Regions from separate parts of the Homo sapiens genome. Here region 2 is linked to region 1. Evidence: chromatin loops called from intact Hi-C (ENCODE). Cell type or tissue: B cell. All regions are shown on one strand. Links, peaks and the distances in the headings refer to the core of each region. The heading gives the core; the rest is flanking DNA. Region 1 has its middle 13 kb from the start of MSI2. Region 2 has its middle 38 kb from the start of CCDC182.

The links. Hi-C counts contacts between places; a loop is a spot of excess contacts. Peaks named below come from ENCODE experiments on the same cell type or tissue, not always from the same donor. Only the 100,000 strongest peaks of a DNase experiment are listed, where the experiment ranks them.
Region 2: a loop joins it to region 1, with 19 times the contacts of the local background. A loop is called at or near these places in 6 of 110 quality-filtered maps.

Annotation. Positions count from the first base shown.
Region 1 is chr17:57,240,622-57,245,999 of GRCh38, reverse strand. No RefSeq gene overlaps it. Among named protein-coding and RNA genes, the nearest start is that of MSI2, 13 kb to the left of the region's middle. In B cell, for the core only: CTCF peaks have their summits at 2,495 and 2,698 (motif pointing left); a DNase peak (open chromatin) is centred at 2,679; H3K27me3 peaks cover 828 bases.
Region 2 is chr17:57,780,423-57,785,800 of GRCh38, reverse strand. No RefSeq gene overlaps it. Among named protein-coding and RNA genes, the nearest start is that of CCDC182, 38 kb to the right of the region's middle. RefSeq lists a silencer at 2,241-2,420. In B cell, for the core only: a CTCF peak has its summit at 2,340 (motif pointing right); a DNase peak (open chromatin) is centred at 2,350; H3K4me3 peaks cover 563 bases; H3K27me3 peaks cover 1,472 bases.

The DNA.
Region 1 (5,378 bases), core at 83-5,082:
GCTGGACGCCTCTCTTATTAAAGAGGCTGTTCACTTATCTCTCTCCCACGGTCTCGTAAGCCTCGCTTTTAAAAACAGCGTGGCAGACTTTGCACCAAAAAAGCAAGCCATGTTTTTACTAGAAAATATTTAGGGAAATGAGTTTTTTTGTTGTTGTTTTTTTTCCATGAAAATTTCACCAAGTATAAATTACAGGTCTAAAACTAATGGTCCTTTATATCGATTTAAATAAATAGCCTCCTTCCTCAAAAATCATGACTTCTGAGCATGTTCTTAAATTCAACACTAGTTTATTTTCTTCCAAAAAATATGAAATAATCATGTGCATAGAGATCCTAAGTTGGTCTTTCTTCTGGATCTGTATAATATGGGAAAGCCAAGATGGTATCTTTATTTATTTTTTTGAGACAGAGTCTCACTCTGTCTCCCAGCTGGAGTGCAATGGCGCGATCTCGGCTCACTGTAACCTCTGCCTCCTGGGTTCAAGCAATTTTCCTGCCTCAGCCTCTCGAGTGACTGAGATTACAGGCGCCTGCCACCATGCCCAGTTAATTTTTGTATTTTTAGTAGACACAGGGTTTCGCCATGTTGGCCAGGCTGGTTTTGAACTGCTGACCTCAGGCAATCCACCTGCCTCAGCCTCCCAAAGTGCTGAGACTACAGGGGTGAGCCATCATGCCTGGCCCCCAGATGGTATCTTTCTACAGAGTCATAACTGGAGGTATAAAATATCTGGAAAAATAAACACACAAAACCATGGAGGATGTGAGGCTGACAAAAAGTGAAATTATATTCTTATTTTTTGTTGTTGTTTTTGAGACAGGGTCTCCCTCTGTCGCCCAGGCTGCAGTGCAGTGGCTCAATCTCAGCTCACTGCAACCTCCACATCCCCGGTTCAAGCAATTCTCCTGTCTCAGCCTCCTGAGTAGCTGAGATTATAGGCATGTGCCATCACAGCCCACCTAATGTTTGTATTTTTAGTAAAGATGGGGTTTCACCATATTGGTCAGGCTGGTCTCAAACTCCTGACCTCAGGTGACCCACCTGCCTCAGCCTCCCAAAGTGCTGGAGTTACAGGTGTGAGGCACCTCACCAGCGAAATTCTATTTTTCAAACAGCCTTTAACAATCTAACAAACAAGTATCTTTATGTATAATTTAGTTACTCCTAACATTGTTTGATGTATTATATTTAGAGACATAAAGGTCTGTTTTATTTAAATGATAGAGAAATTTGTTTTCTTTCATTTTTTTTCCAAATTGGGGAGGAAAATGCAAAAAGCTCCCAAAAGGAGGGAAAAACAAACCTAAAGCGTGTTTGGCCAATTTTTTTTTTTTCCATTTTCCCTTTCCATTTTCACGTTGGGCATAGCTGAAATCTAGTGCTGTGGGTGAAGACTTTTACTCCCTTTCATTCACTCCTTTTTCCTTGTCTCCAACTCAAAATTATCACACCCAAGCAGGGCATAGGGTGCTTATTAGTCCAGCTGAATAAGAAAGAGCTAGATTCCTAATTAAGAAATATCATTTATTGAATGACCACAACAGAGGACCCTTCTGGTGTAGGGGGGGGGAAGGGATCAGAAAGCTGTAATCTTCAGGAGTTGCAAAAGGTGGGCAATAGCTTAGGGTTGGGAGTGAGGCTGGCTGTAGCCTCTCCATGTGGCAGCTTCCTGCAGGGGACTCCCTAGGCCAGTCTGGTGAACCCCCTCCCCAATCATGGGCGGTATCTTGTGATACCAGTGTGGGTATGGTAGGCAAAAGAGACAAGCCTCGGGAATTAAACAGGAAGTCACTGTTCTCATTAAAAATATCCCAGGGCTGCCCTTCCATGTCCCCTAAAGCTGTTTCACCACTGTTTGTCATGCTGTCATCATTATTCTTAAACGTGTAAGTAAATATTTTATTCAACATCTTCACTGCTTGGCAGTTAGGGAGCCCTTTGCCTCCTAGACTTGGCTGCCTCCCAGTGCTGCCTGGAGGGGTGGGAGTACAGTGGGCCACTGGAATGCTCCACGGAGTTCGGAGTCACGGCACAAGAGCACCATTCTGTCAAGCCCTTTCCACCTGGAAACCATTTTCTCCTTTGGCCTCTCGAGCTTAATTTTTTAAATCTTTTTAAACCAGTCACCAACTTCGTCTTGATGAAAGGTGCCAAGGCCCCCAGAAGAAAATGATTACACCTTTCAACTCCACCTGGAAACAGTTGACAGAGGGCCACTGTCACCTTCCCTTCCTCCTCTCCACCACCCTTGCAGCTTGCCCCATCTCCACCGTGACCTGCCTTGCCAAACTGAAATCTAAGTATCGCAGCTGCAGATACACAGGGTCCGCGCACCCGGCCTCACACACTCTACAAGTTATGTCTGTGAACTTCCAACGTTCCCATCATCACTTCCACGCCTTGCCTTGGAGTCCCATCTGCTTGCAAATTTGCCAGCAGCAAACACATAGACCCACAAACCACACGTGAGCTTGGACAACATTGGGCCTGCTTTTTAATAATTCTTTGCTTTTGGCCATTTACACAGCATAGGAGGCGGTCAAAGCAGCAATCAGTAGCACAGCTGTAATGTCATCCCATCGTATGTTTGGGTTACAAGGAGGCCAACCCGACAATATCTGTTTTGGGGCGAGAAATTCCAACTTTGGAGGACCATGGGTATGAGCGCCCTCGTCTGGCGAACAGAGGAAACGCCTTCTTGCGCCCCACATTTCAGTTCCCTCTAGTGGCCGAGCAAAGAGAAGCTGTATCTCATGTCACAGCCCCACATTCCAGAGTTCAGGGCCTGGCTATCAGATTCTGAAACCAGAGCCCCCCAGATTCAGAGGTTTCCTGGAGTTGACATTGAGACCCACCACAGTAGCCCACGTTGCAATTTCTACAATCACCCATCAGCTAATTCCAAGTGGCTGAAAAAACTAATTGAAGGGAAGGAAGGAGAGGGAGAAAGGGCTGTCATCTGTGAAGGGAGAATTCAAATAGGTCAAAATCAAATCTCTTTAGCCAAACGTGGTATTGATGCATAGGAGAGGCAGAGGGAAAAAAGAAAAGTATTAGATGTGAAGACAATAGGGGATAGACTGTACAGCCAATTTCTGAGCAAGATATTCATGCTAAAAATACTACTACTATTTGGAAAGGGCATGAGAAATCAAAATGTGGCTGTGTCCATGGGTGGGAGGGAAAAGAGGCTGTGCATACAAACACCCAGCATTAGAACAAGACCAAGAAAGGACCTAATCCAAGAGGAGTAGGGATGAACATAAGAATAATTTGAAGTGAGCCAGAAAATTAATTTCGCCATCATCCTCTTACTTTTGTGGGGCCGATGATGCTGGTGGCCCCCAGTGGCTGGCCACAGCTCTGGGTCCTGAACAGGACCCCTAAGACCCCATCACCCACTCAGCAAAATGCCACATGAGAAAGAAGGGCATGATCTGGTGTTGTACCTTCTAGTCTAAGTCACAAATAATCATGAGCATTCAAAAACATTCATTGCCCAAGTGGCTGCTGGGGAGGCCTGGCCTGACAGAAGGCATTGCATGAGAAAGACCCGGGGGGTTAGCTGATCACCAGCTTGATGTGAACCTACAGCGCGAGGAGGCTGTTGAGAACCCTAGTGCAATCTGAGGCTCTATTAATAGCACAGCAGAGTGTGGAAGGAGGGAAGCAATACTCCCAGCGCGTGCTGGCAGGTCAGGCCACATGCAGTTTTATGCTCAGTCCTGCGGGCTGTATTTTAAGAGAGGCACTGGAAAATTCAAGCCTGCTCAGAAGAGCATGAAAGGATTGGATGTCGGTATTTAGACAGCATCTCTATTAGTTTTACAGTCCTTTTGCAATTGGCAATACCAGAATGATTATTACACGGAGTCTCCACAGCCAGTCACAGGAATCATGTTTCTAATGTTTGCTTTACCTCCTTGAGCTTTGGGGTCCCCTCTCTATATAATGGGGGTAATAATTTCTGCCCAATCTACCAACTCCGAGCATAATTTGAGAATGGATCAGTTGGGCCCGTGTGTATGGAGCATTCACTGAGTGTCCAGCTCTGTGCCAGGTACTGGAGGCACAGAGACGAACACAGTGAGGGATCTGTTTTTGAGGAGCTTGAGGTCTAGTTGGACAGACAGATCCATAAGCAGATACTTTGCATGTAATGTGACAGAGGATGATAGATACATGCATTGATTTGAAATGAGATACAATTAATTTCTCATAAAGAGTGACAAGACAGAAAAGCAGAGTCCTTGTGGAATATGGACTTTCGAGTGCAGAAACAGGAAAAGAAATCATTGGAGGTCAGGGTAGAGAGGCCATCAGGGAGAAAAGATTAGAACCAGAAAAGTTCAGAGTCACAGAAGACAACTGAAGTGTCACAGCAGTGTCAGATGCCATTATGAAGTCAAGGAGGAGGAAGACTAAAACATTTCTAAACCACTCACTGGACATGGAGATGAGGAGTTCATCCTTAGTGGTCAAGAAAGATCTTTCAGGAAAACGATGAAGGAAGAAATAGACTTCATTTAGGAAGTGTGTGAAAGATACATTTATTGAGCACCTACTACATACCTAGCATAGTGTTACTCACTGTGGACATTCAAAGAGCAAAAGGTTTTGTTCCAGCCTATCGCAATATTGGTTGGTGCATTAAGACTAACACCTGTATGTCCATTAAGGAATAGTGGAAGATCATTATATGAACTGTTCGACTAGGTGAGGCAGACAGCATGGTGGTTTAAATGACCAGTTGGCCTGACCCAGGATGATGTTGCATATAGTCACATATGCATACCAGAAGAAAAAAGAATTGGTATTAGTGCACTCCAAATATGTCCAACCTTCTTCCCCTTTCCCTTGATTCTTGGAGAGTTTCCATTCCCAGAAGCATTCAAAAACACAAGTCTTGTCTTAACATCCCTCATGTTTGCTCCCATTTTGTTATTTGCCAGTGAAATTAATATTACTCTTTACCCTGCTCACATTCTAGATCCAACATGCGTTTTTTTTCATCAGTGGGTTTGTGTTTGGTTGATTAGTTATTCATGTATAATGTAAGATGACAAGAGCTGTAACACAGAGAAATGATTGTGGAGAATGCAGGCGTACAAGCTCTGGGGTTGGCTTCTTATTTTTCTTTCTTTCTTTCTTTTTTTTTTTTTTTGGTGGGGGTGTGGATGGGTAGGCAGGTTAGTAAAAGCATTTGGATTACTTGCAGATGGTTGAAACTCTCCCCTTACCAAACTGGTGACTCAAGCAAAATAGGCGGAATGAAAAGAAATGGCATTTGCCTGCTCATCCCATCTCTTTGATCTGCATCCTGGGCCCCTCATCAGCTTCTGGTTCTGTCCCATACAATCACCCAACTCATTCAA
Region 2 (5,378 bases), core at 107-5,106, 540 kb before region 1:
TCACTATGTTGCCCAGGCTGGTCTTGAACTCCTGACCTCAGGTGATCCACCCACCAAGGCCTCCCAAAGTGCTGGGATTACAGGCGTGGGCCACTGTGCCTGGCCAGTCAACACATATTTATTGAGCAGCTGCTATGTGCCAGGCACTGTACTAGGAAGTGGGGATACAGCAGTGAACAAAACAAAGTTCCTGTTCTCATGGAGCTTACAATCTAGTTGGGGGAGACAAAAAATAACTATGAAACTTATACTATGTCAAGTGATGATACATGCTATGAAGAAAAAATACACACAGTAAGGGGAAAGGTTGGGGTTTCTATCTTATAGAGAGTGGTCAGGGAAGGCCTTGCTACTACAATGAGCACAGATTGAATGGAGTGAGGGAAGGAGCCCTGTGGTTGTCTGGGGTCGGAGTGTTACAGGAAAAGAGAGCAGTAAGGACAAAGACCTCAGGCGGAATCATGCTCAGCACACTCCACCAATGGCAAGGAGGCCAGTGCGGCTGGAGTGACGTGAGCACGGGGAGGGTAGGAGATAAGGTTGGAGAAGAAGCCAGGGGCAAGACCACATGTGGCCCTGGAGTCCGTGCAAGGACCCTGCATCCTCTTCTCTTAGTGAGAAGAGAAAGCTTTGGAGAGTTTAAGCCAAGGAGTGACACGATTCAGCTGTTGTCATAAAAGACTCTGCTATGTGGAAATGTCCTCAGAGGAACAGGGTGAAAGCTGGGAGCCCAGCCAGGAGATGGCTGTGGCTGGGACTGGGGGTAGCAGTGGAGATTTCAAGAAGTGGGCAGATTCTAGACACATCTTGAAGGTCAAACTGATTGAATTTGCTGATGGATTGGTGGAAGGTGTGAAAGAGAGACACATAAGGATGAGCACGCTGTTTGACCTGAGCAACCAGAACTGTGAAGTTACCCATATTAGGATGGGAAAGATTTCTCAGGAGAAACCAGTGAAGAAAAAAAACGATGGGAAAGGCAGGGAGGAGAGAGGAATCAAGAGCTCTGTTTGGACATGTTAAGTTAGATGTCGATGGGGCACCGAAGTGCAGATGGTGAAGAGGCTGCGGGATATGCAAATGTGGAGTTCAGGAGAGGTGCTCAGCTAGAGATATGCATGTGGACAGCGTCGTTGTGCAGCAGTTAAGGCATAAGGCTGAGAGGACGCACAGATACAGCAGAGGCTGGACACCGAGCCAGAGTGTCCTGATGTTTGGGGGTTGAGAAGAGGAGCTTCCAGTCAAAGGTGACAGAGAAGGACTGGCCAGAGAGGTAGGAGGAGAACCAGGGGTGAGTCGAAGGAAGAAGTGCTTCAAGGATCAGGAAGGAGCTGCCCATCAACTACGTCAGTGTCGCTGATGGGTGGAGGGGAGAGGCCTGAGAATGAGCCACGGGATGAACGGTGTGGGTCATGGTGTTTTTGACAAGGGCAGGGAAGGTGAAGTGGGCACAGACAGTTGATTAAGTGGGTTCAAGAGCTAACAGGACAGGAAGGGAGTCACTGAGCGTGTTTCAAGAAATTTGGCCCTCTAGGGGAGGAAAGACATCCGGTGTAAGGGGCTAGCTGGAGGGAGATAGGGTGCAAGGAGTTTTTTTGTTTGTTTGCTTTCTTATATGGGAGATGTTTCAGCATGTTTGTAGTTAATAGATATCCAGTGAAGAGGGAAGATTTGAGAATGCAGGGCTGAGCTGCCCTAAACATAACTTTCCTCCCTTTTCTTTATTGTACAGCTTAGAGCATTGATCAATGTGTTCAGTAATTGTTTGTGGTTGATGTTTCTGTGAATATCTCTGGCATTTATTTCCCCTTTAGGCAAAGTTGCATGTCCCTCAAATGTGCCCATGCGACCAGATCAGATCCATTTAATGATGAAAATGCTTTGAAAAAACAAATCCCCTGACTTTTGTCTACCAGACCCTCTCAGTTGTTCTATCACTTAGTTGTAGAGGTGTCAGCTGAATCAATAATAATAAGCTACTATTATTGAAACCTTAGGATGTGCTTTACATGAATTATCTCTGTAAAACATCACTGTGATGCAGGTACAATTGATGATCTCAATTTAATGAAGAAACAGAAGCTTCAGAGGTTAAACCATATGTCCATAGCGGGGCAGGCGGTGCATGGTAGAGCCAGGTTCCCAACCAGCCCCCGTTGACCTAACCAGGACGCCCTAGAGAACTGCCCCCAACCCAGAGGGGCTGCGGCAGACCTTGGCCACTGCAGGCAGACTTCAGTACCGAGAGACTGCATCCTCTTCCCGCCCGTCTGGGCGACCCGCTGTGCCAGGAAGCAGCTCCGCCCCCTCCCCGACCTGGCTGTGCGACACCACCCGGGCTCGGGCAGCAGGGGGCGCTCTGCTGTCACGAGAGGCGGACCCAACGCGCCGAGAGCCTGGCTCCCGGACTGCGACGACTCCCTCCCCCGCCACCCACACCCCCAGGCTCTCCCCTTCCTCATTCTGCATCAGAGTTTGCTGCTGCTGCTGCTGCTAGCAAAGCTATCTCTATGGAGATTTGTGAAAAACCTCTGCTCTGGTGAAAGGGTCGTGGGGTAGGGGCGGGGTAGAGGTGGGGGGTGGTGGCCCATGGTTTCAGGGTGTTGGTGTTAAAATAGTGGGGACCCGGTGGGGACAGCAGGCTAAGGCCCTCGGCTATGCCCTGGGTCTGGCAGGTGGTAGGTGTCTCGCTCAGCTCCTGGAACGGGTAGATCCGCTGCGGGGCAGGCACTCAAACATCGCTTTGTTTCCTAAGTTCTTTCTGAGCAAGCTTCTTTCTAAGATCCCAAGCACTAGAACCGCTGAAATACAAATTCCTAGTTGGGAAAATCAGATTCCCGTATCTGCAGGGATGCAACAAAGAAGGGCAGCAGTGTCCTGTGGCTTTGAAGTGCATGTCACATGAAACAGGGCGAGGAGGGAAGCAGGTGGCATTAATCCTTCCCCGCCCTCCTCCGCCCCTTCTGCGAGGACACCACTGGCCATTTGCTGCCCTGGTAGCGGGGGAGGCACAGCTGGCCAGGGAGGCCCCAAATCAAAAGGAAGCCATGTGGGCTGGGCGCGGTGGCTCAGGCCTGTAATCCCAGCACTTTGGGAGGCCGAGGTGGGTGGATCACGAGGTCAGGAGTTTGAGACCAACCTGGCCAACATGGTGAAACCCCGTCTCTACTAAAAATATAAAAGTTAGCAGGGCAGGGTGGTGCGTGCCTGTAATCCCAGCTACTCGGGAGACTGAGGCAGGAGAATCACTTGAATCCAGGAGGCGGAGGTTGCAGTGAGCCAAGATCACACCGCTGCACTCCAGCCTGGGCGACTCCATCTCAGAAAAAAAAAGGAAGCCATGTGGTGGGTGCCTGAGCCTGGCGCCACCACAGCTGCTGGCTGCATGTGACAGCTCCAGTCCTGACCAGAGGGCCTCAAGTCGCATGGGAAGGAGGGGGTGGGGACACAGCTGCTCCCACCCGGAGCATGGCCCTCCTTAGCCCAAGCTGGGACCCACAAGCCCAGACCCAGAAGCAGAGATGTGAGGGAGGAGGAGCCGGATGTTTCCTCTTTCCAAAAGATTCCAGAATTGGCTTGGCTGCGTGGCCCCTTGCCCCTGCTGACAGCCCCCACACTTCCTGATTAAGTCTGGCTTCCCCAGGTGGCTGCTGCCCAGGACTCCCAGATGCAGCTGTGGGTGGCAGGAAGCAACCAGTGTCCTGGCATCACCCCAGACACAAACCTGGTCCCTGATTTGACAGCATCGCGTTGCCCTCCACCCACTGATGTGGTTAGAGCCACACATTGAGGGGCACAGAAAGCCCCCTCCTGCTGTGAGTTCTTTGCATTTTGCCTTTCCCTCTTGGAAGCAGCCAGTCCCAGAGCTGTCCTGATCTGTTTAGAACTACAGCTATTCCACCCTGCGCCTGCCAAGTGTAGCTGTACTTCCTGTGGACTAGATCTAAACAAACACAAAAATTCAAAGTGCGACAAGTATCAATCTCCTATCGAATGCGAAAAGTAAAGGAAGCACCTCACCCTCAAGGGACTTGTAATCTAGTTGAAGAGACGAGATCCAAATACGTGGGGAGTTCAGTATCTGGGAACAGTGAACATATCAGTTTCGACTACAGAAGAAGAGATGTCACAGGTCCCTTTGTGATTAATTATCAAGTGAGTGGTTCTGACAGTGATTGCTCCCCTTGTCTAGGGGAGAGAGGGCGTGCTTCAGGCTTTTGTGGTCAGGAACACTGGACTGGGGCAGGGGGCAGGGATGGTGCTGATGGGATGGAGGCCTGGGTTTGAGTTGCTTCTTGAAGGCTGAATGCATCAGAGCCTATAAATAGAACTCATGATTCTTTTTGCTTTGGAAAACATACAGACTAACCATCCTTTCTAGATTAGTGCCTGATTCCAGTTTACTGCCCTCCCGTCATCAGGGTGCTCAGAAAATGTAATTTGATAAGTAAAAATGCCTTTTATGAGAACCTATAATGTGCCAATTATTGCACAGTGTACATTACAAAAATTATTTCTGGTATTTTTTAGCAACACTTATTGGATGGCCATCCCCTACCCTAACCTACAAATGAATCAAATGGGGCTCAGAGAATGTAGGTATCTTTCCTGAGGTCACACATCCAGGTCAGGCATGGCGAAGCTAGAATTCAAGGCCTGTTCTTTCATACCCCAAAGCCGAGGGGCTGAGATTTGCAGAAGGGTCTGTAGCTGTTTTCCAAAGGGTTTCCCATATAGATGCCAAATTTCCCGCCTTCAAGCAGACCTCATCTCTTGGAGCCTTCCTAACATACTGCATGGATTGAGGACCCAGCTTTGATATTATTTCTTGTCTTTTTTTTAGGATAAGGGAAGAGAAGCCCAAACAAATAGGGTTGCTGCAGATTTCAGAATTGAACTGAAGGTCTGAACCAGAGGAAAATTTTCAGGAGGCAGGGATCCCAGTGACTCAAAAGTCCCTTGAGAGAAAATGGATGCCCCCCTCCCCCGTTCAGCTTTTTATTTATTTATTTATTTTGACAGAGTCTCACAAGGCTGGAGTACAGTGGCACTATCTTGGTTCACTGCAACATCTGCCTTCCGGGTTCAAGTGATTCTCCTGCCTCAACATCCCGAGTAGCTGGAATTACAGGTGCCCACCACCACACCCAGCTAATTTTTGCATTTTTAGTATTTTTAGTAGAGGCAGGGTTTCACCATATTGGCCAGGCTGGTCTCAAACTCCTGACCTCAAGTGATCTGCCCACCTCAGCCCCCCAAAGTGCTGGGATTACAGGCATAAGTCACCGAGCCTGGACCCTGTTCATCCTTGACCCTCTCTCCTCTCCCTCTCTCTTGAAGAGCTGGACCCCTGCTCCTGGAAGAAGCTGAAACCTCAC